2 separate regions of the Homo sapiens genome follow, and region 1 is linked to region 2. Evidence: read pairs that join two places in POLR2A ChIA-PET (ENCODE). Cell type or tissue: B cell. All regions are shown on one strand. Links, peaks and the distances in the headings refer to the core of each region. The heading gives the core; the rest is flanking DNA. Region 1 overlaps TPST2 (tyrosylprotein sulfotransferase 2). Region 2 overlaps CRYBB1 (crystallin beta B1).

Region 1 (17,354 bases), core at 6,199-8,698, 68 kb after region 2:
TCCCTTTGCTGGTAACATCCTTGTTTCCCTTCTCCACCTGCCTGTTTCCTACCCACCACTGAAAATTCTGCATGAAGGCTACCTCCTGCAGGAGGCCTTCCCTCACCTACGCAGGTAGAACCCATCAATCTCTCTCAGGCACAGGTCCATGGTAAGAGTAGACTTTGGAGGCTGAGGCTCCCAGCACATAGCAGGTGCTCATTAAATGTTGGAATAAGTAAATAACCAATGATTATGATAGAAATCACTAATATTCTTGGGCCAGATGGGGTAACTCATGCCTGTAATCCCATCATTTTGGGAGGCTGAGGCGGGAGGATCACTTGAAGCGAGACCCTGTTTCTAAAAATTAGCCAGGTGCGGTGGTGTGTGCCTGTAGTCCCAGGTACTTGGGAGGCTGAGGCAGAGGATTGCTTGAGCCCAGGAGTCCGAGGCCGCAGTGAGCTATGATCTCTCACCACTCAATGCACTCCAGCCTTTTTTTTTTTTTTTTTTAGACGGAGTCTCGCTCTGTCGCCCACGCTGGAGTGCAGTGGCGCAGTCTAGGCTCACTGCAAGCTCTGCCTCCCAGGTTCACGCCATTCTCCTGCCGCAGCCTCCCGAGTAGCTGGGACTACAGGCGCCCGCCACCATGCCCAGCTAATTTTTTGTATTTTAGTAGAGATGGGATATCACCGTGTTAGCCAGGATGGTCTCGATCTCCTGACCTCATGATCCGCTGGACCGGGTGGCTCATGCCTGTAATCCCATCACTTTGGGAGACAGGTAGGAGGATCACCCAGGCCCACGAGTTCAAGAGCAGCCTGGGAAACATGGTGAGACCCCATCTCTTTAAAAAAACAAAAAAAATTGAAAAAAGTGCCCAGCAGGGTGCCAGGCACACAGCTAGTGCTTATGAAAGGTGCCCTCTGCATTCATGTCAGCAGCCTCTTGTTTGCAGTTATAGGGCTTTGCAGTTATTGGAGAGCTCACAGCTCACAGACCTCCCTGACTATGCATGTCCCCCTCTCTCCCCAGATGTGAGCCTGGCGGGCTGCCCGCTAACCTGTCGCTGAAGCCCCAGAAGCGGGCCCTCAGGCCAGGCCTACCCTGCCTCCGGCCCAGCATGCGCCTGTCGGTGCGGAGGGTGCTGCTGGCAGCCGGCTGCGCCCTGGTCCTGGTGCTGGCGGTTCAGCTGGGACAGCAGGTGCTAGAGTGCCGGGCGGTGCTGGCGGGCCTGCGGAGCCCCCGGGGGGCCATGCGGCCTGAGCAGGAGGAGCTGGTGATGGTGGGCACCAACCACGTGGAATACCGCTATGGCAAGGCCATGCCGCTCATCTTCGTGGGTGGCGTGCCTCGCAGTGGCACCACGTTGATGCGCGCCATGCTGGACGCGCACCCCGAGGTGCGCTGCGGCGAGGAGACCCGCATCATCCCGCGCGTGCTGGCCATGCGCCAGGCCTGGTCCAAGTCTGGCCGTGAGAAGCTGCGGCTGGATGAGGCGGGGGTGACGGATGAGGTGCTGGACGCCGCCATGCAGGCCTTCATCCTGGAGGTGATTGCCAAGCACGGAGAGCCGGCCCGCGTGCTCTGCAACAAGGACCCATTTACGCTCAAGTCCTCGGTCTACCTGTCGCGCCTGTTCCCCAACTCCAAGTTCCTGCTGATGGTGCGGGACGGCCGGGCCTCCGTGCACTCCATGATCACGCGCAAAGTCACCATTGCGGGCTTTGACCTCAGCAGCTACCGTGACTGCCTCACCAAGTGGAACAAGGCCATCGAGGTGATGTACGCCCAGTGCATGGAGGTAGGCAAGGAGAAGTGCCTGCCTGTGTACTACGAGCAGCTGGTGCTGCACCCCAGGCGCTCACTCAAGCTCATCCTCGACTTCCTCGGCATCGCCTGGAGCGACGCTGTCCTCCACCATGAAGACCTCATTGGCAAGCCCGGTGGTGTCTCCCTGTCCAAGTGAGTGGAGCCCCTGATGCTTCCACTCAGACTCTGGCCCTGGAGTCAGAGGCGCCAGGCAAGAAAATCAGCACTGCCTTTCTTGAGCTGTGTGGCCTTGGGCAAGTCACTATATCTCTCTGAGCCTCCGTTTCATTATCCCAAAAAATGACAACAATTACTCCTCTCCTTTCTGAGAGAATCTGCAAACTTCGTGGGCTGTTTGTTTGTTTTTTGAGGCAGTGTCTCGGTCTGTTGCCCGGCTGGAGTAACAGCCGCCACCTCCCTGTTCAAGTGATCCTCCCACCTCATCTTCCTGAGTAGCTGGGACTATAGGCATGCGCCACCAAGCTGGGCTAATTTTTGTATTTTTGGTAGAGATGGGGTTTGCCCTGTTGCCCAGGCTGGTCTCAAACTCCTGGCCTCAAGCAGTTCTTCCACCTCAGCCTCCCAGAGTCCTGGGATTACAGGCATGAGCCACCACACCCAGCCTAGAATCTGCAAACTTTGAATATGCTTTGTAGTAAGGCAATAGTGGGTAAAGGTTAAGAGCACAGATTCCAGAACAAGGATGTCTGGGTTCAAACCTCAGCTCTGCCACTTCTTAGCTGTGTGACCCTGGGCAAAGCGACTCAACCCCTGTGCTTCCATTGCTTCATCTGTAACATGGAAATATAATTTGCCTACCTTATAGATACCTGTGGGCATCAAATAGGTTAATAAATGTTAGGTGCTATTATTACTATTTTAGTGTTGATACTGCTTTTATTGATGGAGTACCCATCCTCACCATTGTCATTTAATGAGTGCCTACTGTATGGCAAGTATTGGGTTAAGCCCCCAACAAGTTTATCTCCTTTAATCCTCACAGCAACCTGAGGACATAGGAACACCTCTTATCCACATTTTATAGACCAAAAAACTGAATCTCACAGAGGAGAAGTTACTGGCCTCAGGCTACACAGCTAACAAAGCATGGTGCTGGGATTGGAACCCAGGTCTGTTTTTTGGGGTTTTTCTTGTTTTTGTTTTTGTTTTTTTGAGACAGGGTTTCACTCTGTTGCCCAGGCTGGAGTGCAGTGGCACGATCCCAGCTAACTGCAGCCTCGACCTCTTGGGCTCAAGCAATTCTCCCACCTCAGTCTCCCGAGTAGTTGGGACTACAGGCGAGCATCTCCACACCCAGCTCATTTTTTTTTTTTTTTTCCTAGTAGAGATGAGATCTCAGTATGTCTTCCAGGCTGGTCTCCAACCCCTGAGCTCAAGCCTTCCTCCTGCCTTGGCCTCCCAAAGTGCTGGGATTACAGGCCCCTGGCCTATTGTGTTCTTAAACTCCCCATGTCCAGAACTCCTCCCATCCTCCCCTTCACTCCCCCTCATCCTTTCCTTTCCTTCCTCCCTCTGTCCCTTGCTCCCTGCCTTCTTCCATTGGAAAAGCTGCTGTCCCTATCCTGAGACCCAGAGCACTTTGAACAATGCTGGAGCAGAATATGCAGTTTCCACGCTTTCCCATCCTGATCAGGCTCTGGATAGCCTGAGAGCTCAGTGAAAGGGTGGTCCTTCCCATGGCTGGTCCTTCCCATGGCTGGTCCCTGCTGGGCCCCTTCCCAGGCCCAGAGCAGAGCTAGAGGCTCGCAGCTGCTCTCCGCTAGCAACAAAGTTCCTACATGCCGGGTACCCCAGCCAGTTGGTGCTGGAGCTAGGATTTTATAAATTATTATGACAAAAATATTAGATTACCAAAGTAATACATCTTGACTATAGAAAATTAGAAAAGATACACCAAAGAAGAACGGAGAAACAACCCATGATCTCACCACCCAGATCTTGATGTGTGGCCTACTGCACCATTTTCAGGGCCTGTTGATGAAACTGGAGTCCAACGAAACATACTCCTCTGTAGCCTTTTTCCACGGTGGTGTGGGAGCCCTTGCCAGTGGCAGCCAGCACTCTTTGGTAGCAGCATTTTTGTTGTTGTTTTGTTGTTGAGACGGAGTCTCGCTCTGTCACCCAGGCTGGAGTGTAGTGGTGTGATCTCGGCTCACTGCAACCTCCGCCTCCCGGGTTCAAGCAGTTCTCCCTGCCTCAGCCTCCCAAATAGCTGGGATTACAGGCACCCGCCACCACGCTCTGCTAATTTTTATATTTTTAGTAGAGATGGGGTTTTGCCATGTTGGCCAGGCTGGTCTCGAACTCGTGACCTCAGGTGATCTGCCCGCCTCAGCCTCCCCAAGTGCTGGGATTACAGGCATGAGCCACCGCGCCTGACCTGCAGCATCATTTTGAATAGCTGTGCGACAGGCTGCTACACGGATTGCCATATTCGACTTCACATTCCCTATTGTTGGACACTTCGGTTATTTCCAGTTTTACTGATATGTATCAAGCATTGCCCTCATTCATGTTCTGGGATGTGTCCACCTCATTTCTGCACCATAAAGTCCTAGAGACACAAGGATTTTGGCAAAAGCCATGCACATACTCAAGATTTTTGACATATTGGGTAGAGTTAAGATTTAAATCCAGGTTTGCAGCCTCTGAATCTGTGTTCTACCCACCAGTCCACACCCTTTCACCTTCCCCTGTTCTCCTCACCTCACGCCCGGTCTTGTCTTCCTTTTGCTGCCTCTTTCTGTTCTTTCCCAAGTCACCTCTTAGTTGGGATGAAAACATTTAGAACTAGGCCCTTGATCCTGGGGGTTCCCCACCATTCATCCTGTCAGGCCCCTGAGTTATAATTGGTAAGATCTGCATCATTCAGGTGGCTTGGGAAGCCTGTTACAGGGAGAGTTAGGAAGCAGGTTGAAGATGATGGTTATTCCATGGTAGCTGTGAAAAGTTGGAAACAACCTAAATGTCTGTCTTCAGGGGAATGGAAAAATAAGTGATGGAGGAAGGCTACATAGCTGGCAAAAAGAGTGAGGTATTGAGTGGGGAAAAAAAACTAGCGTATTTGTTTTACAGCTGCAGACGCGCGTTTGTGTGTGTGTGTGAGAGAGAGAGCGTGTGCACAGGAGAGAGAGCATGCTAACCCTTATTAAAAATTTACAATGTGTTGGCCAGGCACAGTGGCTTATGTCTGGAATCCCAGCACTTTGGGAGGCCGAGGCGGGCAGATCACTTGAGGTCAGGAGTTCGAGACCAGCCTGGCCAACATGGTGAAACCCCGTCTCTTCTAAAAATACAAAAATTAGCTGGGCGTGGTGGTACATGCCTGTAGTTCCAGCTACTTGGGAGGCTGAGGCATGAGAATCGTTTGAACCCAGGAGGTGGAGGTTGCAGTGAGCCAAGATTGTGCCACTGCACTCCAGCCTGGGCAACAGAGTGAGACTCCATCTCCAAAAAGAAAAAACTTACAATGTGCCTACGCTCTTCTAAGCACTTTCTTTGTATTAACTCATTTACTCTTCAGACAACCCCAGTGAGGTAGGTACTACTATCATTGCCAATTACAGAAGAGGAAACTGAGGCCCAGAGAGGTGAAGTAACTTTCCCAAGGCCACACAGCTGGGGAACAGCTGGCGTCTGAACCCAGGCAATCTGGCTCCCTGGTTTGCTCTTAACTACTCTACAAGAAAAGGTTAGAGAAGGTGGTGTGCTCCACAGTGCAAAGACTGAGTGCCTGTAGGAAGCCGATGGGCTGGCAGTGATGAACACAGTGGCTTTCAGCTTTATCATTAGTGTTTTATAACTTTTTTTAGGGACAAAATATTCATGTTAGTCATACACATTAAAAAGTGTTTCTTTTTTTTTTGAGACAGGGTCTTGCTCTGTTGCCCAGTCTGGAGTGCAGTGGTGCAATCACAGCTCAGGCTCACTGCTTCTTCAACCTCCCGGGCTCAAGCAATTCTCCCATCTCAGCCTCCTGCGCAGCTGCTGGGACTACAGGCGCTTGTTACCATGCCCAGCTTATTTTTGTAATGGGGTTTCACCATGTTGCCCAAGTTGGTGTCAAACTCCTGAGCTCAAGTGATCCTTCTGCCTTGGCTTTCTGAAGTGCTGGGATTACAGGTGTGAGCCACTGTGCCTGACCTAAACTGTTGTTATTTTTTAAGCTGGAGAAGAAAGCAGAATGTATGTACCAATGGTGTATACTGCTAGTACTTTCTTCTGACTTCTCACTGCATGCTGTGTTCCCATTGTACAAAGGAGGTATGAGGAGGCAAAAATGACTCACCTGCCATCTCACAGTTGATGGGGCAGAGCTGGGTGGAGGCCAGGTTTCTCCAGTCTTTCCTGCTGCCCCAGAGTGGCTGAGCAGGGAATCCGCTCAGGCGCCATCTGGGTCTGCCCTACCCTCTCCAGCGTCTCCTCTCTCCCCAGGATCGAGCGGTCCACGGACCAGGTCATCAAGCCTGTTAACCTGGAAGCGCTCTCCAAGTGGACTGGCCACATCCCTGGGGATGTGGTGCGGGACATGGCCCAGATCGCCCCCATGCTGGCTCAGCTCGGCTATGACCCTTATGCAAACCCCCCCAACTATGGCAACCCTGACCCCTTCGTCATCAACAACACACAGCGGGTGAGTGTGCACCTGTACTTGTGGAAGTGTACTCTTGGGGATATGGGGCTTCTGCAGATGTGGAAACTCCAGCCACCTGAGGAAATGTTCAGTCTCTCAATTCCTGGTCATCTGATTTGTTCCTGTCTGATGGACACAGTGAACTACATGATTGCTTGTATTTCCATTTTGCTTGGGCTGCAGGGAAGCTCAAAGCCAACTGGTAGCCTGTCTCTCATACTCTAACATCTAACAGCAGGCCAGCTTGTACACTAATTTCATCTTATTTCTCTAATTTTATTTACATTTTTACCCCTATTTCCCTGGCTATTTGTTTATCTGTTTGTAAGGCACCTCAAGTCTTTGTTGAGAGGGGGTATAAATAAATAAACTATTGGTCCCTTTCTTGTCTTATAAGGTTTAATGTGGATTTCTCAGACAAATGTGAGTTTAGGGCTGTTTAAATTATGCTTAAAATTCTCCTTAGTTAAGATGGTGAAGGGAAATGACTTTTTTGTTTTGTACTGTTTTGTTTGAGGCATGGTCTTGCTCTGTTGCCCAAGCTGGGTGCACTGGTGCAGTCATAGCTACTGCAGCCTGATACTTCTCGGCTTAAGCCATCCTCTCACCCCAGGCTCCTGAGTAGCTAGGACTGCAGGTGCACGCCACCATGCACAGCTAATTTTAATTTTTATAAAGGCGGGGTCTCGCTACGTTGCCCAGGCTGGTCTAGAACTCCTGGCCGTAAGGGATGCCCCTGCTTCACTCTTCCCAAAGTGCTGAGATTACAGGTGTGAGCCTCCAGTGACTGACAAAATGCTTTTGAAGTGTTAAAGTAGGCTAACACCCACTGGGTAAAAGAACAGTTAACAAGTTGATGGCCTTATTTATACGTTTCCATTACAGCTTCTAGTTTACTTTAAGTGCTGTGTTCTAACTTCCTTATAGGCAAATATTTGAAAATGGGACCCAGGCCTGAGGAAGAGCTTTCACAGCCCTTACTTCATTAAGACCCAGAGTCTTTAATTTAAGCTAAGCTCAGCATTTCTGAGCGTGTGCTGATTTTAGGAAATAAACAGTTATCGTATTGAATCACAACGGAAAAAAGTTAATCGTCTCTTAGTTCCGTAACTCTTCAGTTGGCTCAAGAAGAAAGTTTCCATTTGGTGCTAAAAAGTCATTACCACCTCTCTAGCACTCACTGATCTCTCTTTAACAAAGAGAATTTACTAACGCTGAGCTTTGGGGGCTGTGCCCTTGTAATTGAAGTGTAAGCTTTGTCTGTGGGTCTCGTGAGTTCCTCTTCCTCTTGACATTAGTTGATTTTGCAGACATCTATTTATGGAAATACTCAGAGATTCAACGTACATACCAGCCGACATTGACAGGTGAATGGCTGCAACCCAGATGTGGTTTGTTATTTTTATTATAAATATTATTAATTTTTATTTTATTATTCTTTAATAATAGTAATCTTTAAACCCTACTTATGTGTTTTACATACTTTTATCTGCCTGTGGGTTGTACATGTATTATCAAAATAAAAAATTAATTAACTGGATTAAAAAGATGGTAGTGATCTCACAATCCAGCCCCAGGTGCTTCTCAGAAGCAGAGGCGAGGGCCGGCTGGGGACACTGCAGTAGTGGGCTGGATGTTGCTTACTTCACTGTTCTCAGCCAAGGGCCCAGCAGTGGCTCCTCTGGGGTCTCCTTAAAAGGTGGCTCGCTGCCCCTGGCTTGCCCCAGGCTATGGGTCGGACGTTCCTGGAGTAAAGCCTGACTTTATGTATTTTATAAAACACAAATAATTTTCATGAGCACTGGTGGTTAACATCAACTCTTTGGAGCTTTTTGTGTTTGTTTATTTAAAATGGAAGCTGTCTCTCATTTTCATCCAAAGAGATTTCTTCCCTGGGGCGGTCAACAAGTCTTGGCAAGTGCTAGATCCCTGGTTTAGTTTTTGCCATAGCTTGGCTGTTACTGCAAAGAAAAGTCCTCTCACTAAGCCCTGTGAGTTTGCATGCATGCCTGTGTGCTTCTGTGAGTGCTGTGGACCCTGTGTGTTCCAATAATGGATCCTGGGGCTCAGTAAACACAGTGGCTAAAAGGACATCTATGCTGATGAAATCGTCTCTGCCTGCAGTGTCCCATACGGTAGCCACTAGCCATGTGTGGCCCCTGATTCTGTAACAGGAGGCTAGTCCAAAGTGAGAGGTCCTGTTAGGTGTAAAATACACACTAGATTTTGAAGGCTTAGGACAAAAAAGTATGTAACGTTTCTTATTAGTCACTTTTATATAAATTACATATTGAAATGTTAATATTTTACATAGGCTGGACATGATGGCTCATGTCTATAATCCTAGCACTTTTGGAGGCCAAGGCAGGCAGACTGCTTAGCCTAGGAGTTTGAGACCAGCCTGGGTAACATGGTGAAACCTCATCTCTACTAAAAATATTGAATATTAGCCAGGCATGGTGGCACGTGCCTATAGTCCCAGCTACTCAGAAGGCTGAGGTGGGAGAATCACCTGAGGCTGGGAAGTGGAGGCTGCAGTGAGCCGTGATCGCACCACTGCACTCCAGCTTGGGCTATGGGAGTGAGACCATGTCTCAATAGAAAAAAAAAAAAATTAGCTATATCAGGTTAAATAAAAGATATTGTTAGAATTAATCTCCCTTGTTTCATTTTATTTTAAAATGTGACTACTAGCGGAAAGGCCTGAAATGTTGTGGTTCTAACTTCAGGGCCTTTGCTCTGTTGCCTCTGCCTGGAGTGCTTTTTCTTCTGAGCTTAGCCTACCTATTTTTCCTTGTCGTTTGGGTCTCAGCTCAAAGGTTATCTATTTCAAGAGGCCCTTTTTATTTTTATTTATTCACTTTCTTAGAGACAGGGTCTCGCTCTGTCACTCAGGCTAGAGTGGAGTGATGTGATCATACTTCACTGCAGCCTCAACCTCCCGGGCTCAACCAATCCTCCAGCTGAGGCTGGAGTAGCTCCAGAGCAGCTGGGACGATAAGTGCATGCCACCATGCCCAGCTAATTTTTAATTTTTTAGAAATGGGGTTTCAGTGTGTTTCCCAGGCTGATCTCAAACTGCTGGACTCAAGTGATCCTCCTGCCTTGGCCTCCAGAAGTGCTGAGATTACAGGCATGAGTCACTGCGCCTGGCCCAAGAGTCCCCTCTTGACCACCCACTCAAAAGAAGCCCCCTGGTTACTCCTAATCCCACCTCTTTACTGTACTTTTTTCACAACAGTTCCCATGGTTTGCTATGTCCTTGTTTATCTGTGTTTATTTTTCTTGTATGTTATCTGGTGCCCCCTCTAGAATGGTAGCTCCAGGGGAACAGGAATTTCCATTATCTGGTTAACATCATGTCAACCAGACACAATGCTTAGAATAATGCCTAGAAGAAGAGGAGCTTAAGCAATGTTTGTTGGATGGAGGGATGGGTGGGTGGCGAGGTGGATGGGTGGATGACTGGATGTGTTGGGAATGACTAAATTTTATTTTTTGGCCATTTTCATAATAGTGATATTTCTTTTTCTCTTCCTTAGGTCTTGAAAGGGGACTATAAAACACCAGCCAATCTGAAAGGATATTTTCAGGTTAGAAACCCCAAGGGGAATTCCGAATTCTGTCTTTCTCAGCTATACCACCATCTGGCTGTATGCCCTTAGATGTGTCACTTCTCCACTCTGGTTGATGGTTTTCCCATTATAAAAAGGGGGATGTGAGCTGGCTGCCTGTAATCCCAGCACTTTGGGAGGCCAAGGCAGGCAGATCACGAGGTCAGGAGTTCAAGACCAGCCTGACCAAAACGGTGAAACCCCGTCTCTACTAAAAATACAAAAATTATCCGGGCGTAGTGGCACACACCTGTAATCCCAGCTACTTGGGAGGCTGAGGCAGGAGAATCGCTTGACCCTGGGAGGCAGAGGTCGCAGTGAGCTGAGATCACGCCGTTGCACTGTAGCCCGAGCGACAGAGCGAGACTCCATCTCAAAAAATAAAAATAAAAAATAAAGGGCTGTGGGGATGCGTGCTGGACCAGAGGGTCTCTAAGCACTGATCCAGCTGGGGCCACATCTCAGTGGCCCTTCTGCCAGGAAGCAGCCTCTCACTTCGTCTTCCGGCTTGAATGCAGTTGGAGGGACTTCGTGGGGACTTTTTCTTGGGCTTTCTTTCTTGTTGAGACTGGAGTGCAGTGGTGTGATCATGGCTCACTGCAGCCTCAATCTCCTGGGCTCAAGCAATCCTCTCACCTCAGCCCCTCAAGAAGCTGAGACTACAGACACACACCATCATGCCCGGCTAATTTTTGTGTTTTTTGTAGAGACAGGGTTTTGGCATGTTGTCCAAGCTTGAGTTGTATTATTTATAATAAACAGGTAGCAGTTAGTAAAGTGTTTTCCCTAGTGTCTTGTGAGCTGTTCTAGTGAATTATCAAACCAGAGTGGGGGTTGTGGGAACCTCCAGATTTGAAGTTGGCTGGGAAGAAGTGTGGATAGCCTGCGCACCCCATTGCAGCTGGCATCTAAAGTGGGGCAGTCGTGGAACTGGGCCCTTAATCTGTGGCAGCTGATGCTAAGTAAGTCTGGGAGCTGGTGTCAGAACTGAACTGAATTGTTGAACACCCAGTTGGTATCCAGATAATCAGAGAATTGGTCACTGATATTGGAAAGCACCCATAAGCCAATATCTGAAGGATTAAAACTAGGTCTGCCACACAAAGATCTGGATAGAAAAGGCTTCCCGGCAGAGGGAACTGTAAACGCCTGAAAGTGGGGAGTGTGGCCGAAACCTCTGGAGTGCGTATGCACTTTTGCATTCGTTGCAATTATATTTTTCTTTGTTTCTACCCCAATGTGATTTACAGGAATGTTCATTGCAATTTTCATGTTCAAACTGCCTTGTTTTGCTTTCTTAATATTTTCCTATCTTTTGAGTTTCACCGGCACCATTTTGGATGGCTACGTAGTGTTCTGTGGAATGCATGTGCTACCATTTACTAAACAGCTTCTTCAAGACCATTTCCAGTTTTTACAACATCCAGAATGACATTATGTGCACAGTGGAGGACAGTAGGGAGATGAGGGTTGGAAATAGAGGCTTGACAAAACTTATCTGCAGGGCAGCCCTCCTGAGCGTGGGGGTATGCCATTCCTTCATATTTTGTTCCTAAAAGCAACAAAAACCAGTCCCAGGTCAGCTAGACATCTTGCATATGTCATACACGGCAGGAAGTATAAACTGGCCCAACCCTTTTGTTTTTGTTTTTGTTTTTGTTTTTGAGATGGAGTTTTCCTCTTGTTGCCCAGGCTGGAGTGCAATGCGGTGATCTCGGCTCACTGCGGCTTCTGCCTCCCAGGTTCAAGCAATTCTCCTGCCTCAGCCTCTCAAGTAGCTGGGATTACAGGCACCGGCCACCACGCCTGGCTAATTTTTGTATTTTTAGTAGAAAGGGGTTTCGCCATGTTGGCCAGGCTGGTCTCGAACTCCTGACCTCAAGTGATCCACCCACCTCGGCCTCCCAAAATGCTGGGATTACAGGCGTGAGCCACTGCTCCTGACCCCAACCCTTTTGTAAAACACTTTTAGCCTTGTTGTTCAAGAGTCTTCAAAAGATCTGAACCCTTCCACCTGCTCCTGCTGATTCCTTTTTTTTTTTGAGATGGGGTTTCACTGTGTCACCCAGGCTGGAGTGCAGTGGCGCCATCTCAGCCCACTGCAACCTCCACCTCCCGGGTTCAAGCATGATTCCATTTTTTAGAAGTGAATTCTAAGGGAATGATTCAGTAGAGCTTCAGTACCCAACAGAAGAGAGGCAGAATCAGGATGTGATGTCATTTAAAATACTGCAAAAATTGGAACCATTCTTAGGTAAGCAGTCAGTAAACGGTGGTACATGCACTCCACAGAATATCTGTAGCCATCCAAAATGGTGCTAGTGAAACCCAAATGATGAAAAAATAGTAAGAAAGCAAAACAAAGCAGCTCATACTATACAATTGCAACTAATGTAAAAATGCATATTCAGGTGGACAAAAAAAGGCAACACGCAGGAGTTGGGTGCAGTGGCATGCCTGCAGTCCCAGGTTCTCAGGAGGCTGAGGTGGGAGGATCGCTGGAGCCCCTGTCTCTTAAAAACAACAGCAGCAACAACAACAACAAAAACGAAGGCAACGTGCAAAAATGAGAAGTTTCAGTTTGTGGATAATTCTCCTCATCCCCACTGTGTTGTTCTGCCTACATCATCTTTTTGGTTAAAACAAATACTAAATTAGTGCTCACTAATTCTGGCTACTTTCTTGACGTCAGCAAAAGATAGATCTCTGATTCCCACAAAGGGAGTGGGACCTCTCCCCAAACAACCAGGAAATGCTCAAAAGCCATGGTCCCTAGCTCTCAGATCGCATTAATTTTTTTTTTTTAAATTCAAGGCCAACACAGTGAGACCCCATCTCCCTACAAAAAAGAGAAAGCCTTAGCTGGGTATGGCACATGTGGCACATGTTCGTGCCACTGCACTCTGGCCTGGGTGGCAGAGTGAGACCCTGTCTCATAAAAAAGAATACAACTCAGGTACAGTCAAATGCAAGAAGCGTAGGGTGAGGTATGGGGGATGGGTCACAGAACATCCATGCCCTTTCCCGGCATGACACCCTCCCAGCCTCTCAATGTGTTTACCAACCAGGAAGCTTTCCAAATTCTGTCATTTAGAGATTTCATCATAGAGGCATGACTGATTAAATCATGGGTCATGGGTGATTGCCCAATCTCCAGCTCCTAGCCCCTAGACCCTCTCCCCTCTCCCCTCCCAGGAGGTCAGGGAGGGGAGAAGGCAGGTGGGGCTTAAAGTTCCAACCTTCTGGCTGGGTGTGGTGGCTCATGCCTGTAATCCTAGCACTTTGGGAGGCTGAGGCAGGCAGATCACTTGAGGTCAGCAGTTCAAAACCAGCCGGGCCAACATGGTGAAACCCTGTCTCTACTAAAAATACAAAAAATATTAGCCATTCGTGGTGGCACACGTCTGTAGTCCCAGCTACTTGGAAGGCTGAGGCAGGAGAATTGCTTGAGCTCAGGACGCGGAGGTTGCAGTGAACCAAGATTGCACCACCGCACTCCATCCAGCCTGGGCAACACAGTGAGACTCCGTCTCAAACAACAAAAAAAGTTCCAACCCTCTAATCATGCCTTGGTCTTTCTGAGACCCCTTCCCCTAATCCTGAAGCTATCTAGGGACCCCCAGCCATTAGTCATGTCATTAGCATGCAAAAGATACGTTTTGTTTTTTTTTTGTTTTTGTTTTTGTTTTTTTGATACCTAGTCTCCCTCTGTCACCCAGGCTGGAGTGCAGTGGCATGATCTTGGCTCACTGCAACCTCTGCCTCCCGGGTTCAAGCGATTCTCCTGCCTCAGCCTCCTGAGTAGCTAGGATTACAGGTGCCCGCCACCACACCCGGCTAATTTTTGTATTTTAGTAGAGACAGAGTTTTGCCATGTTGGCCAGGCTGGTCTCAAACTCCTGACCTCAGGTGATCCACCCTCCTCGGCCTCCCAAAGCGCTGGGATTACAGCCATGAGCCATGGCGCCCGGCCAAGATACCCTTATTCCTTCAGAGATTCCAAGAGTTTGGGGAGCTATGTGCCAGGAACTGGGGACAATGAACAAATATTTATTATTATACCACAGCTGAAATGCCATCTTGTAGAGTCCTTTCCTGGCCACCGTTTTTGAAGTAGCACAGATACTGATCACTCATAGCAGCCTGTCATATTGCCCAAGTTTGACATTTTCTTGCATCTGTGCGTGTTCAGTAGGCTTTTTCTTCAACTCGAACGTAAGTTCCGTGATCCTAGGTTTGGGTCTGTCCCGCTCACCACGCTATCCCAGCACCTGGCACATAGTAGATGTACAGTAAATACTACGTGAATAAGCATGTGCATGACTCAGTGATGCTGAGGGGTGACCCTCAATACAGCAAGGCATCCCTCACCTGGCCGTGACCCCTTCTTCTGTGTATTGTCTTTCTCCAGGTGAACCAGAACAGCACCTCCTCCCACTTAGGAAGCTCGTGATTTCCAGGTAAGCCTGTGGACTTCACTGGGGGTTCCCGCTGCTTCTGGGTGGCCCCGGAGCCACTTTTCTGAAAAGCCACTTTTCTGTCCTTCCAGAGCCTCCCTGGGGTAGACATGTCCACTAGGGTGGGCTGACCCAGCCCCATCAGAGGTTTCCATGGTGACAGACTGGGGGTGCTATTTATAGAATCAAGGCTTAGTTTTCTAGCTCTGGATCAAGGACAGGGAGAGGGATTAACGCTGAACCAACCAGAAAAAGGTTTGTCTGACACTGGGGACAGGGCAGGAAGCACCACTATGATGGGGGAGGGGGAGATTCTGGAACCATTTTTGCACAGAATGCTGTCTGCCAGTCTGGCTTCTAAAAACAGCATCAGCGTTGGGCCAGAGCAATTAATGTTCTAATAACAGTCACAAGTCGTTCTGTTCTAAGAATAACCCCCATGGCCGTTGGGCCAGGTACTGGTCCTGTGTTACTCATTTAACCCTCAGCATCCTTGGGAGGCGGATGACATGATCATTCCATTTTACAGAAGAGAAAACCAAAGCACAGAGAAGGAAGGGCTTTGACTTGCCCAAGGCTACACAGCCACCAAGGGACAGAATTCCTCCCAGGTTTGCTTTTAGTGAATGATTTTAAGTGCACATTTATCCATCCATATTCTACTAAGGGGTGGGGAAAGGGATTTTTTTGAACTTGGTAATTCAAAGATTTAAGATCTCCAGGTTTAACTCCCTTCAGCCCCTGTTTTCTTCATCTGGAGAATGGGGATTCATCATTGCCCACCTCTGAGGTTGGCCATGAGATGGCGTGAGCTGGCCCAGGTGGGAGTGCTTGGAAACCGTGAAGTGCTGGGCCCTCGCTGTGGACTTGGGCACTGGAGTTAAGGCTGCATGAGTGAGCTCACTTCCTTCTGTCCCCCAGCCTCTATGATCAGGTTAAAGGAAACCTCAAGAGAGGTTATTTTACATGGAAACACCTTCCAGCTTGGACTCTTATTTTTAGTCTCTGTATCTATTTTTAAACAATCAGCATATGTTTTAGTTTTTCTTTCAATTTACTTTGCTCCAACCTGCAAGGACTCTGTCATTATTAGGGTTCCCATCTTGAGTTGCACTAAGATCCCAGAGTTTTTGTTTTTGAGACAGAGTCTCACCCTGTTCCCCAGGCTGGAGTGCAGTGGCACGATCTCAGCTCACAGCAATCTCCACCTTCTGGGGTTCAAGTGACTCTCGTGCCTCAGCCTTCCAAGTAGCTGGGGTTACAAGTGTGCGCTACCACACCCAGCTAATTTTTGTATTTTTAGTAGAGACGGGGTTTCACCATGTTGGCCAGGCTGGTCTCAAACTCCTGGCCTCAAGTGATCTGCCCACCTCAGCCTCCCAAAGTGCTGGGATTACAGGCATGAGCCACCACACCTACCCAAGATCCCATAGTTCTATTCCAAAGAAAAGAACCCTCTCATGAAAAACAGCTTTCCTCCCTGTTCCTCACTAACTGTTCCCTCGCTGCCTTTCTGCAGATCATTAGTAGAATCCTGGACCTTCTCATTGACAAAAGCAGATTTGTTACTTGTTTTACTGTTTAAATGAGATACCATATAGAGGTGCTTTAGCTGAATCCTGGGTACAGAGTTGGCCTTGAACAAACATGAGTCCTTCTCTTGCCTCCAAGAATTCATCAGTATTTATCACATAATCACTGTCATTTGCTCTGTGTCCATAAGAAAAGTGTATATTTGAGGTCAAGTGGATGCAAGATGAGATGTGGGGAAGAACCCAGGAAACGTTTTTAAATTTAAACTCTCTCTGGCCATCTGGGATGCATTCTTAAAACATTACATGCTTATGCGAATGGATGAAGACAGTATGTTCTGCAATCACATGTATAAATATAAATGATCTATTTCAGAATTGTTACTCTGAGCCTAACACAGTCTTCCCCACTTTCAGATCTCCGCAAATGACTTCATTGCCAAGAAGAGAAGAAAATGCATTTAAGTGGAAATCGGACCTCTAATCCAAGCATATTGCTTGCTATTAATCGCCAAAACAGGACTGCTGATGAGGAATGTATTTGCATATGTTTGCAAAAGCTGAATCATTGAAAACGTACCTTGAAACTCTCTATCTCTGGACACTCCAGGGTAGAGAATGAAGGGTATGGAAGTAGTCCGGCTTTTGAAACTTAGGTATTTTATATTTTTCCCCTCAAGAACTTTTTTTTAAGAGACAGATTTGCCATCCTCCTTAATTTGCAGGACTGCCTTGGTGGCTTTGTTTGCTGGGACAAGGCCCACAACCTGTGCCTCTCCTATTGACCCTTACTTTGAATTCAAAGAATCTATTTAAGAGTTTAATATATGAGGCTTTCTTTGATTCCTCCTCAGTTCTACCTAGTTTCACAGAGGAAAAAAATACTCTTTGAATAAAGTGAACAGAGGCTCATTTGTTTGTGCCTTACTTTACTGAATGAATAGGGTTTTTTTTTTCTTTCCATACTGGATTTTGTCAGGTAGATTTGTGATGAGCAAAAAGCTGGAGAATATAGGTGCATGTAAGGCACAGCTGAATTCCTGTGTCAGGGTCCCCAGGGCCACCCCCAGGATCGATGATTGGCTAGAAGAACTCAGAATTCAGAAGAGCTATTATCCTTATGGTTATGGTTTATTACAGCAAAAGGATAAACATTAAAATCAGCAAAAGAGGCCGGGTGGAGTGGCTCACGCCTGTAATCCCAGCACTTTGGGAGGCCAAGGCAGGCAGATCGCCTGAGGTCAGGAGTTCGAGACCAGCCTGGCCAACATGGTGAAACCCCGTCTCTACTAAAAATACAAAA
Region 2 (10,186 bases), core at 4,310-6,809:
AGGAGAGATTAGTAAGTGTTAAAGGCACATTAACATCAAACGAGCCTTTCTCCTAGCTGGCGTCAAGTTTCAAATGTCTATGTGTTCCTTGGCTCCAAGTCCTGATAGTACTTGAAGCATGTATGAACCTTACATCTAGAGAAACAGTGTGCTCAGATAATCACACACATTTATCTCACTTAATCCTTCACCAACTCCAAGGAAACAGGCATATGAGTGTAGATGAGAAACAAAGGCTCAGAGAGGTAAAGTCACTTGCCCATAGTCACACAGCCTGTAAGTGTCAGAGCCTAAAATCAAACCCAGACATGTTCAGCCCCCTTTGGACTTTCCTACTGTCCTCAGGGCTGCCTTGCCAGGGGAGAGAGAAAGGCAAGTAGGGAGTGGGGGCTTCTACTAACCATATGTCTCCTGTCTGCCTCATGGTCCTTCTTGTATCCAGCTGGGTCGCCTTTGAGCAGTCCAACTTCCGCGGGGAGATGTTCATCCTGGAGAAGGGCGAGTACCCTCGCTGGAACACATGGTCGAGCAGCTACCGCAGTGATCGGCTCATGTCCTTCCGGCCCATCAAAATGGTGAGTGGCTCTCCGGCTGGGGCTGGAGAATCAGCCAGGCGGGGCAGGGCAGGTGTAAGTCTGAGATCTGACAAGGGCAAGAAGGAGATGATGGTGGGTAGGGAGGCGTGGCAGCCTCCGAGTTGTCAAAGGACCGTGGATTCTTGAGCTCATCAATTCATCAGTGTCCTTAACACACTCACTACATACCCAGCTAGGAACCCTGGGCAAATGATAAGCACAAAAGCTTCCAAGTTAGAGCTAAAAACTTCAGCATCTTCCTTGATTCTCTTGATATCCCTGGCTGCACATTTAGACCTTACTGGGAGCTTTTTTTTTTTTTTTTTTTCCCAAAGATGGGGTTTTGCTGTGTCCCCCAGCCTGGTGTACAGTAGTGTGATCATAGCTCACTGCAGCCTTGAACTCCTGGCCTCAAGTGATCCTCCCGCCTGGGCCTCCTAAAGTGCTAGGATTACAGCCGTGAGCCACCATGCCAGGCCTGGGAAAACTTTTCAAATTTCAGTGCCCATTCGAAACACCAAACATGCTGGTTGCAGATCATGCAATGGCTAAGAAGAGGGATATTGTAGCCGGGCATGGTGGCCCATGCCTGTAATCCCAGCACTTTGGGAGGCTGAGGTGGGTGGTTACCCAAGGTCAGGAGTTCAAGACCAGCCTGATCAACATGACGAAACCCCGTCTTTACTAAAAATACAAAAATTAGCCGGGCGTGGTGGCGCATGCCTGTAATCCCAGCTACTAGCAAGGCTGAGGCAGGAGAATTACTTGAACCCGGGAGCCAGAGGTTGCAGTGAGCCGAGATCATGCCATTGCACTCCAGCCGGGGTGACGGTGCCAGACTCCATCTCAAAAAAAAAAAAAAAAAAAAAGGAGAGGGATACTGTAGAAACGCAGCTTGAACCTCTTAATAATAAGACAATATACTGAATTAGTTTCTTATAATATTTAACTAAGTCAACTTCCAGAAGATTCAAGGTCAAAATGGTGGCGATATCTCCAAGTGATTCACAGTTTTTTCCAGAATTAAGTTGATGATGAGTCATGAACCAGCTACATCTTACTCACCAATGTTAGTTGCTGATGGTAACCGACTTTTGTCTTCCATGATGGGAACATTTATAAGAATTTTCATGAATGTGCATTTGAGGCTATCAAGTGCCAACCACCAGCTGTTTTGACATCACCAAATTTATCTTAATGGATTATTCAAACAGATCATTCCCAACACTTTTCGCAGAATGTAAGACTGAATTATTTGCCTTCATGATGCACTCTCTGTAAGAATTCACAGATGTCTCTCTCAATCATTGAATGGTTCTTATATGCCAACCTATGTTAAGGGGTTTGTTTGGAAGAGTGATCAACCAGGGCATTTCCAGTAGCTTCTAGAAGCTTGCTATTCAACATAATAGGCAGTAGCCATATGTGGCCATTGGACACTTGAATTTTGGCTAAATGGAGATGTGTCATAAGTGTAAAATACATATTAGGTTTTGAATACATAGTAAAAAAAATTTTAAAGAATGTCAACAATGCATTGATATCATTATATTGGTTACATATTGAAATTATAATATTTTAGGTATATTTGTTTAAATAAAATATGTTATTAGAAATGTTTAGAAATCTCAAAGCCTAGACCCCACCCCAGACCAATTAATTCTGAATCTCTAGGGCTGGAACTCCGGCACTGCTATCTTTTCTATGCCCTCTAAGTAGTCCGTCTGTGCAGCCAGGGCTGAGATCCAACCATCTAATTCAGGGGTGCCCAATATTTTGGCTTCCCTGGCCCACGCTGGAAGAATTGTCTTGGGCTACACATAAAATACACTATCACTAACGATAGCGGATGAGCTTTAAAACAATTGCAAAAAAAATCTCATAATGTTTTAAGAAAGTTCACAAATTTGTGTTGGGCCACATTCAAAGCCATCCTGAGCCACATGTGGCCTGCAGGCCGCAGGTTAAATAAGCTTGGTCTAACCCTTCCTCTCTCTGCCCTGCCACAGTCCTGGTCCAGGCCACCATCATCTCTGACCTGGTCATCTTCAGCTCTCTCCCTGCTGGGTTCCCTGACTCCTTTCCAGCCCCCTGTCGTGGGAAGTTAGAGGGATCTTTTCAAAATAAAAAAAAAAAATAAACCTGACCATCTTCTACTTGAACCCAGACATTTTGGTTGGCCTGTTTCTATTTTCCTTTTTTTTTTTTTTTTTTTTTGAGACACATCTAACTCTGTTGCCCAGGCTGGAGTGTAGTGGCACGTTCTGGCTCACTGCAACCTTCACCTCCCTGGGGCAAGCAATTCTCCTGCCTCAGCCTCCCAAGTAGCTGGGATTATAGGTGTGCACCGCCACGCCCAGATAATTTTTGTATTTTTTATAGAGACAGGGTTTCATCATGTTGGCCAGGATGGTCTCAAACTCCTGATCTCAAGTGATCTACCCGCCTGGGCCTCCCAAAGTGCTGGGATTACAGGCATGAGCCAGTGCGCCCAACCAGTTGGCCTGTTTCTGCCAGGCTCTGGTTCTAGGCTCTGAGTGCAAAACTGTGCATCAAACAGACTAGGTCCCTGTCTTCATGGGACTTAAGCTACCCAGGGAGGCAGCTATCAAAAAGCTAATCATAAAAATCCATCTACAATTGCAAACTGTGGTAGGTGTTACACAAAGGCCATGCAATCTAACTAGGAAAGCAGAAGCAGGAACTGGGGGCTCAGATATTGTTAGAGGTGGGAGTGGTCAGGGGGTCATCAGGGAAGCCAGCTCCCAAAGTTTGGAAACCAACTCAGCCACGTGAAGAGCAGATGGTAAAGCCTTCCAGGGAACAGTGTGTGCAAAACTCCTAGAGCAACGATGGACTGGTGGGACCAAGAAAATTAAAGGTGGCCAACAAAGCTGCAGCAGAGGGAGTGGAGGAAAGAGGGAGGCAAGATGGGAGGGGAGGTGGTGGTGGAGACCAGGGTCTTGTAGGGTCTCATAGGTGGTGGCAAGTTCAGTCTTGACCCCTCTAGCAGTGGGGAGCCATTGACTAACAACCTTCCCAAGGCCCTCAAGACCGTAACAGTAATAAGTAATCATTGTTGTACTTTTACCACTGGCTGGTAATTGCACTAAGGGCATTTGTCTTGCCATGCCCCAAAGGGTCCCCTGTGCTTACATCCCTGCCTGGCACCTTGCACTTGCCTTCCTGCACCCTGGCCACACAGATATTGTCTTGCACATTCCCACCTCCCAGCTTTTGCCTATGCCTTCTCTGCCTCAGTGCCTTCCCTCAACCCTCCTTCCCTTCTCAGCTTTGTGCACTCCTCCTTAACCTCCAAGGTCCCTCTCTAGTGTCACTTCTTCCATGAAGCCTTCCCTGATCTGCTCTGCTTTTCTCTGGAAGAATTAACCAGTTCTTTCTTCATCTATAATCTCCTACTGGAGTCTTTCACAGAAGGATGCACTTACGTTCTGGGCTCCTCTTCCTCCTAGTGGTGGTGAATAACAGTAGATAATAACAGTAGATAATCACAGCATCCATTTTTAAGCACCAACTACGTACTGGGTATATTACCTGCCTTTTACATAATCCCTACAACTGTCCTATGCTACAGGCTATGATAACATGCATTTTAAAAGCAAGGAAACTGAGACTCAGAAGTAGAAAATGACTGGCCTAAGGCCACACAGCTGGGAGTTGCTGGGGCTGGGATTTGAACCAAGGTCTGTGGGTTTGAACCTAGACACTGAGGTCCGGCATCACTCTGCTATTTCCTGTTCATCTCTTTGGCTCTTCAAACCCTTGGGCCTAAAACAGTGCATGATGACTTTTGAAAAGATGGATGATCCCTGCCCTCAGAAATAACAGACGAACTTTAAAAACAAGATACAGGGTCATGAAAGCATTAAAAATAAGTGCAAGCCAGAACTGAATCATGTGCCCACATTCAAGGGTGGGCCTGGTTGTTTGTTTGTTTGTTTTTTGAGACAGAGTCTTGCTCTGTCACCCAGGCTGGAGTGCAGTGACACAATCTTGGCTCACTGCAACCTCTGCCTCCCAGGTTCAAGTGATTCTCCTGCCTCAGCCTCCTGAGTAGCTGGGACTACAGGTGCGTGCCACCACGCCCAGCTAATTATTATTATTATTATTATTATTTTGTATTTTTAGTAGAGATGGGGTTTCTCCATGTTAGTCAGGCTGGTCTCGAACTCCTGACCTTGTGATCCCACCCATCTTGGCCTCCTAAAGTGCTGGGATTACAGGCGTGAGCCACCGCGCCCGGCCAGGCCTGTTTTATAGTTGGACTGAACCGTGAGTTGAGTAGCCATGACAATCCCACGAAGCAATAGTAACCCCATTCTTTTTTGTTGTTGTTGTTTGAGACAGTCTTGCTCTGTCGCCCAGGCTGGAGTGCAGTGGTGTGATCTCGCCTCACTGCAACCTCCACCTCCCAGGTTCAAGTGACTCTCCTGCCTCAGCCTCCCGAGTAGCTGGGATTACAGGCACATGTGATTGCACCTGGCTAATTTTTGCATTTTTAGTAGAGATGGGGTTTCACCATGTTGGCCAGGCTGGTCTTGGACTCCTGACCTCAGGTGATCTACCTGTCTCGGCCTCCCAAAGTGCTGGGATTACAGATGTGAGCCACCATGCCTGGCAATAACCCCATTCTACAGATGAACAAACTGAGGCTCTGAAGGAGGCAGAGTAAAATGTCCAAGATCACCAGTGCATAAATGTCAGAGGCAGGATTTGTTTTTTGTTTTTTTTTTTTTTTTTTTGAGACGGAGTCTCGCTCTGTTGCCCAGGTTGGTGTGCAAGTGGCACGATCTCGGCTCACTGCAAGCTCTGCCTCCTGGGTTCACGCCATTCTCCTGCCTCAGCCTCCCAAGTAGCTGGGACTACAGGCTCCCACCACCACGCCCGGCTAATTTTTTTTGTATTTTTAGTAGAGACGGGGTTTCATCGTGTTAGCCAGGATGGTCTTGATCTCCTGACCACATGATCTGCCCGCCTCGGCCTCCCAAAGTGCTGGGATTATAGGAGTGAGCCATCGCACCCGGCCTAGAGGCAGGATTTGAACCTAGATCTGTGTTCCACCAATGTTCCACGTTTCACCTGGTTTGTAAGAAGCATTTACAAAAGGGCAATTGGTTAAACTCCTGATGGCACAGGGACACTGCTTAGGAATGAAGTGTTTCTCTGAAAGGTTCTGCCCCTCCCTGGCTGTGTGATGTTGATCAATAAGCTTGACCTCTCTGAGCCTTTTTGTCCCTGATCATAATTTTAAAAATAATAAATACTTTTTTTTTTTTTGAGACAGGGTCTTGCTCTGTCACCCAGGCTGGAGTGCAGTGGTGTAATCATATCTCGCTGCAGCCTCAACTTCCTGGGCTCAAGCAATCCTCCTGCCTCAGCCTTCCAAGTAGCTGAGACTACAGGCATGCACCACCATGCCTGGCAAATTAAAAAAAAAATTATTTTTTTGAGAGACAGGATCTTGCTATGTTGCCCAGGCTGGTCTTGAACCCTTGGCCTCAAGCAGTCCTCCCACCTGGGCCTCTCAAAGTGCTGGAATTACAGACATGAGCCATGGCACCCGGCCAATAAATGCATTTATTGAGCACTTGATGTATGCCAGGCATCGTGCTCAGTGCTCTATATGGATACACTCATTTCATCCTCACGAGGACCCTATGACGTGGGAGTTGTCATCCCATTTTCCTTATGTCTCCTTCCAGACTAGACAGCAGTGGTCCCTGGAGAGTCCCCCAGCAGCCTGAACAGGCTCATCTCTCTCGCTCCACACCCAGAAGGCCCCGCTAAGTTTCTTCTCTTTGTCCCATTTGTACTTCACACACCTGACCCGGCCTCTCTTTCCCCAGGATGCCCAGGAGCACAAAATCTCCCTGTTTGAAGGGGCCAACTTCAAGGGCAACACCATAGAGATCCAGGGGGACGACGCACCCAGTCTCTGGGTCTACGGCTTCAGTGACCGCGTGGGCAGCGTGAAGGTCTCCAGTGGAACGTAAGCATCCCTCCTGCCAGGTCCGCGTCCCCTGCTTCAAGCACAGGCAGAATCAGAGGCTGCTCCCCTTACAGGTTATAACATCAGATTCCTAGAGAAGGCCATGGCCCCTTCCACAGTCTCCCAGTGCTGGTTCCTGGGATCAGCCAACAGAGCTCTATTCCTCTGGGGAATAGAGTCACACTTTGAGGAATTCCAGGTCAGTGTAAACAAATCAGCTCTAAAAAGCTGTTAGATGGAGAAAATAGGAGCTGCTAAGCCTAGTTGGGGTTGAAGGAGTAATCAACTAAAAGGGCCGGCGCTGATGTGGATAGATGAGGCTGGATGCATCCAGGAGCAGGGAATATTCAGGGAAATCAGAAGCTTCTGGGAGAATGAACAGAATGAGTTCTGAGCAGTGAATTTGCATCATAAGATGGCCCTGACCCTGCTACTGACATGCTGAGGAACTCGAGTGAGCCTAAACACCTCTCTGCCTCTCAGTCTTGCCAGCTAGGCAATGGGCACACAAAATTCCCTGATCCAAGAGTGCCCTTCCTGCTCTGAACGCTCAGGATCTGAAGCTATCAAAACGGAGCCCCATGACCTTATGTCATGAGAATACATGGAAGGGCCAGATCAAAGGAGTCACTTTATCCATCCCCCTGCCTCCAAATGACCATGCCAGACACCCTTGATCTCCTCTAGGTAAACGTAAGGCTCTGTCTCTCCATTCCCAGACTTGTTCTGAGCTCCTGTAACACCATCATGGCTATGGCCTTTTTCTTGTTCCTTTCTGCCTCCCTGAAACCTATATCCCTGCCATTCAAGCCATCTGAAATATACGGAGCCTTGTCTGTGAGCCAGGCACTGTGCTAGGTACACTGGGGAAAGCAGCGATGAATACAGCCAAGTTCCTACCTTCAAGGAACTTACTTGGCCTAGCAGGGAAACCCAGATATACCTGTGAGATGGTGTCCAACAATACTAGGTAAAGAATGGGCCAGCCAGGGCAACTGTGTTGTAGGAGGTCAGAGGAGGAGAGGTTTCTAGGATTTGGCTGTGTATGTTAGGGCAGAGGGCAGGTCAAAGGTTTATCTGCAGAGGATGGAACTTAAACCAGGCTTTACAATATAGGGAGGGGGTCTGGCAGAAGCCTGGAAAGACCCTCTCAGCAAAGACAATGAGAGAAGTTAGAAATTAATCACTGATGATAACTTCTATTGAGTGCTTACTATGTACCAAGGACTGTGCTAACCACTTTAAATGAATAACTATTAAATCTTCATAACAAACCAAGGAGGTGGGTGCATTATCATCCCCACTGTACAGACAGTACATTGAGGTTCTGATACCTTATCCACCTAGATTCTCACAGCTAGTAAATCAATGGCAGAGCTAGGATTTGAACCCACATATATTTGATACCAGAGTATGTGTTCCCAGCTGCTACGCACTGATGCACTTACCTACAAAGAAAACCAATTTTTTTTTTTTTGAGATGGAGTCTCGCTCTGTCCCTCAGGCTGGAGTACAGTGGTGCAATCTCAGCTCACTGCAAGCTCCGCCTCCTGGGTTCACGCCGTTCTCCTGCTTCAGTCTCCCGAGTAGCTGGGACTACAGGTGCCCACCACCACACCCTGCTAATTTTTTTGTATTTTTAGTAGAGACGGGGTTTCACTGCATTAACCAGGATGGTCTCGATCTCCTGACCTTGTGATTTGCCCGCCTCAGCCTCCCTAAGTGCTGGGATTACAGGCTTGAGCCACCGCGCCCAGCCAAGAAAACCAATTTTTTGAAATAACACTTCCTCTCTTTCATTTGCTTCATTGTTAACCAGTCCCTAAGTCCTATTCTTGCTTCCTTGGATTTGTTCTCTGAGCCCTGCATCATCACGTTTAATGGGATGTGTATTCATATTCCTACCATGCACAGGCAACATGCTTAGCAAACACTTGAGGTGCATTCTCCATTTGGTCCCCCCCAGCACTCTTAATAAAACCAGGCACCGTGACCATGCTCACTTCCTAGAAAAGGAAACCGAGGCCTATCAGAGAGGCAAAGTCCTTGCCCCAGGGCACAGAGCAGGAAGGGATATAGCCAGGACAGAAGTGAGAGAGCAGCCGACTGCAGGGATCAATGAAGGACAGGCTGGTCTGGCAGGGGTCTGGGTGCCAGGCAACGAGACAGGCTGTCTCCACTCTGTCCTTCTCACTTTTCTCTCAGATGGGTTGGCTATCAGTATCCTGGCTACCGCGGGTACCAGTACCTCCTAGAGCCTGGTGACTTCCGGCACTGGAATGAGTGGGGAGCCTTCCAGCCACAGATGCAGTCCCTGCGTCGCCTGCGTGACAAGCAGTGGCACCTCGAGGGGTCCTTCCCTGTCCTGGCCACAGAGCCCCCCAAGTGAGTCCACACCTCACTCTGCTACCTTGCCCCAACCCTTCTTCATGTTCAATTATTTCCCCCATTTTTCCCAGGCAAATAAAATTCCCTAAAGCCAAAATTTCTCCTGGATCTGTAAACAGATGTGTGCCTTGAGGTCCCCCATAGTTACTGGGATGTGACTTCCTCGCTCTTAATAATTACAACGATAATAAAAGCAGCAAACACTGAAAAGTTCTTTCTGCCTGTTATGTGAGTCTACCAAATGTGTAGGCAGAAATGAATAAGGCCAAGTTCCTGCCGTCAAGGAGTTTGCTCCACCTAGCAGGGGAAACCCAGATACACCTGTGAGATGCTGTCCAAGGATACTAGGTAAGAGATGGTCCAGCCAGGGCATTCGTGCAGCAGGTCAGAGGAGGCAGGTTGGTTTCTGGGTCCTGAATGGATGTGTTGGGGTGGAGGACAAGTACTTGGCCTTACTCATTATGAAGACTGCTCCAGGAGGTTGGTATGAGGAAATTGAGGTTCAGAGAGGGGAAGTGATTTTCCCAAGGTCACACAGTTAGCAAGTCAAGACTTGAATTCAGGCTGTCTGGCTCCAGAGCCTGTACTCTTCAAGACAAATCTATAAATTTTTTTCAAACTGTAGCCAGTTGAGCATCCCCCCTCAGGATTTTTTGCACTGTCTGCATGCCACCTGGTCTACTTTTGACATATTTTTATTTAAATAGACTTATTTTTTGTCCTTAAATGCACTGATTTGTAAATAAATCCTTATAATGCTCCAAGAAGTGGAAAATCAGCATCATATACATAGAAAGCAATCACACAGGCTGGGCGTGGTGGCTCACCCCTGTAATCCCAACACTTTGGGAGGCTGAGGTGGGTAGATCACTTGAAGTCAGGAGTTGGAGACCAGCCTGGCCAACATCGCGAAACCCCATCTCTACAAAAATTCCAAAAGTTAACCCAGCATGGTGGCGTGCGCCTGTAATCCCAGCTATTCGGGAGACTGAGGTGGCAGGATCACTTGAGGCTTTAGCCTGGGAATTTGAGGCTACAGTGAGTCGTGATCATGCCACTGGACTCCAGCCTGGGCAACAGAGTGAGATCCTGTCAAAGAAAGAAAGAGAGAGAGAGCGAGAAAGAGAAAGAGAGAAGGAAGGAAAGGAGAGAGAGAGAAAGGAAGGAAGGAAGCAGGCAGTCGTATAAATAAATCAAATACAATTTAAAGAAG

The links. Peaks named below come from ENCODE experiments on the same cell type or tissue, not always from the same donor. Only the 100,000 strongest peaks of a DNase experiment are listed, where the experiment ranks them.
Region 1: POLR2A ChIA-PET joins it to region 2 with 10 read pairs; 7 of 35 experiments call an interaction of 5 or more read pairs at or near these places.

Annotation. Positions count from the first base shown.
Region 1 is chr22:26,525,382-26,542,735 of GRCh38, reverse strand. It overlaps TPST2 (tyrosylprotein sulfotransferase 2), which reads left to right. Exons shown (of 7, transcript NM_003595.5): 3 at 1,018-1,947; 4 at 6,250-6,448; 5 at 9,991-10,041; 6 at 14,474-14,522; 7 at 16,469-17,354. The coding sequence starts at 1,106. The coding sequence ends at 14,515. Among named protein-coding and RNA genes, the nearest start is that of MIR548J, 21 kb to the left of the region's middle. RefSeq lists an enhancer at 890-1,391. In B cell, for the core only: no CTCF peak of the experiment used is centred there; DNase peaks (open chromatin) are centred at 6,465, 7,255 and 7,625; H3K4me3 peaks cover 1,265 bases; H3K27ac peaks cover 2,500 bases.
Region 2 is chr22:26,598,278-26,608,463 of GRCh38, reverse strand. CRYBB1 (crystallin beta B1) reads left to right here. Exons shown (of 6, transcript NM_001887.4): 4 at 443-575; 5 at 6,443-6,585; 6 at 8,791-9,186. The coding sequence ends at 8,974. It also overlaps a transcript of CRYBA4 not described here. Among named protein-coding and RNA genes, the nearest start is that of TPST2, 13 kb to the right of the region's middle. RefSeq lists an enhancer at 424-1,066. In B cell, for the core only: no CTCF peak of the experiment used is centred there; no DNase peak of the experiment used is centred there.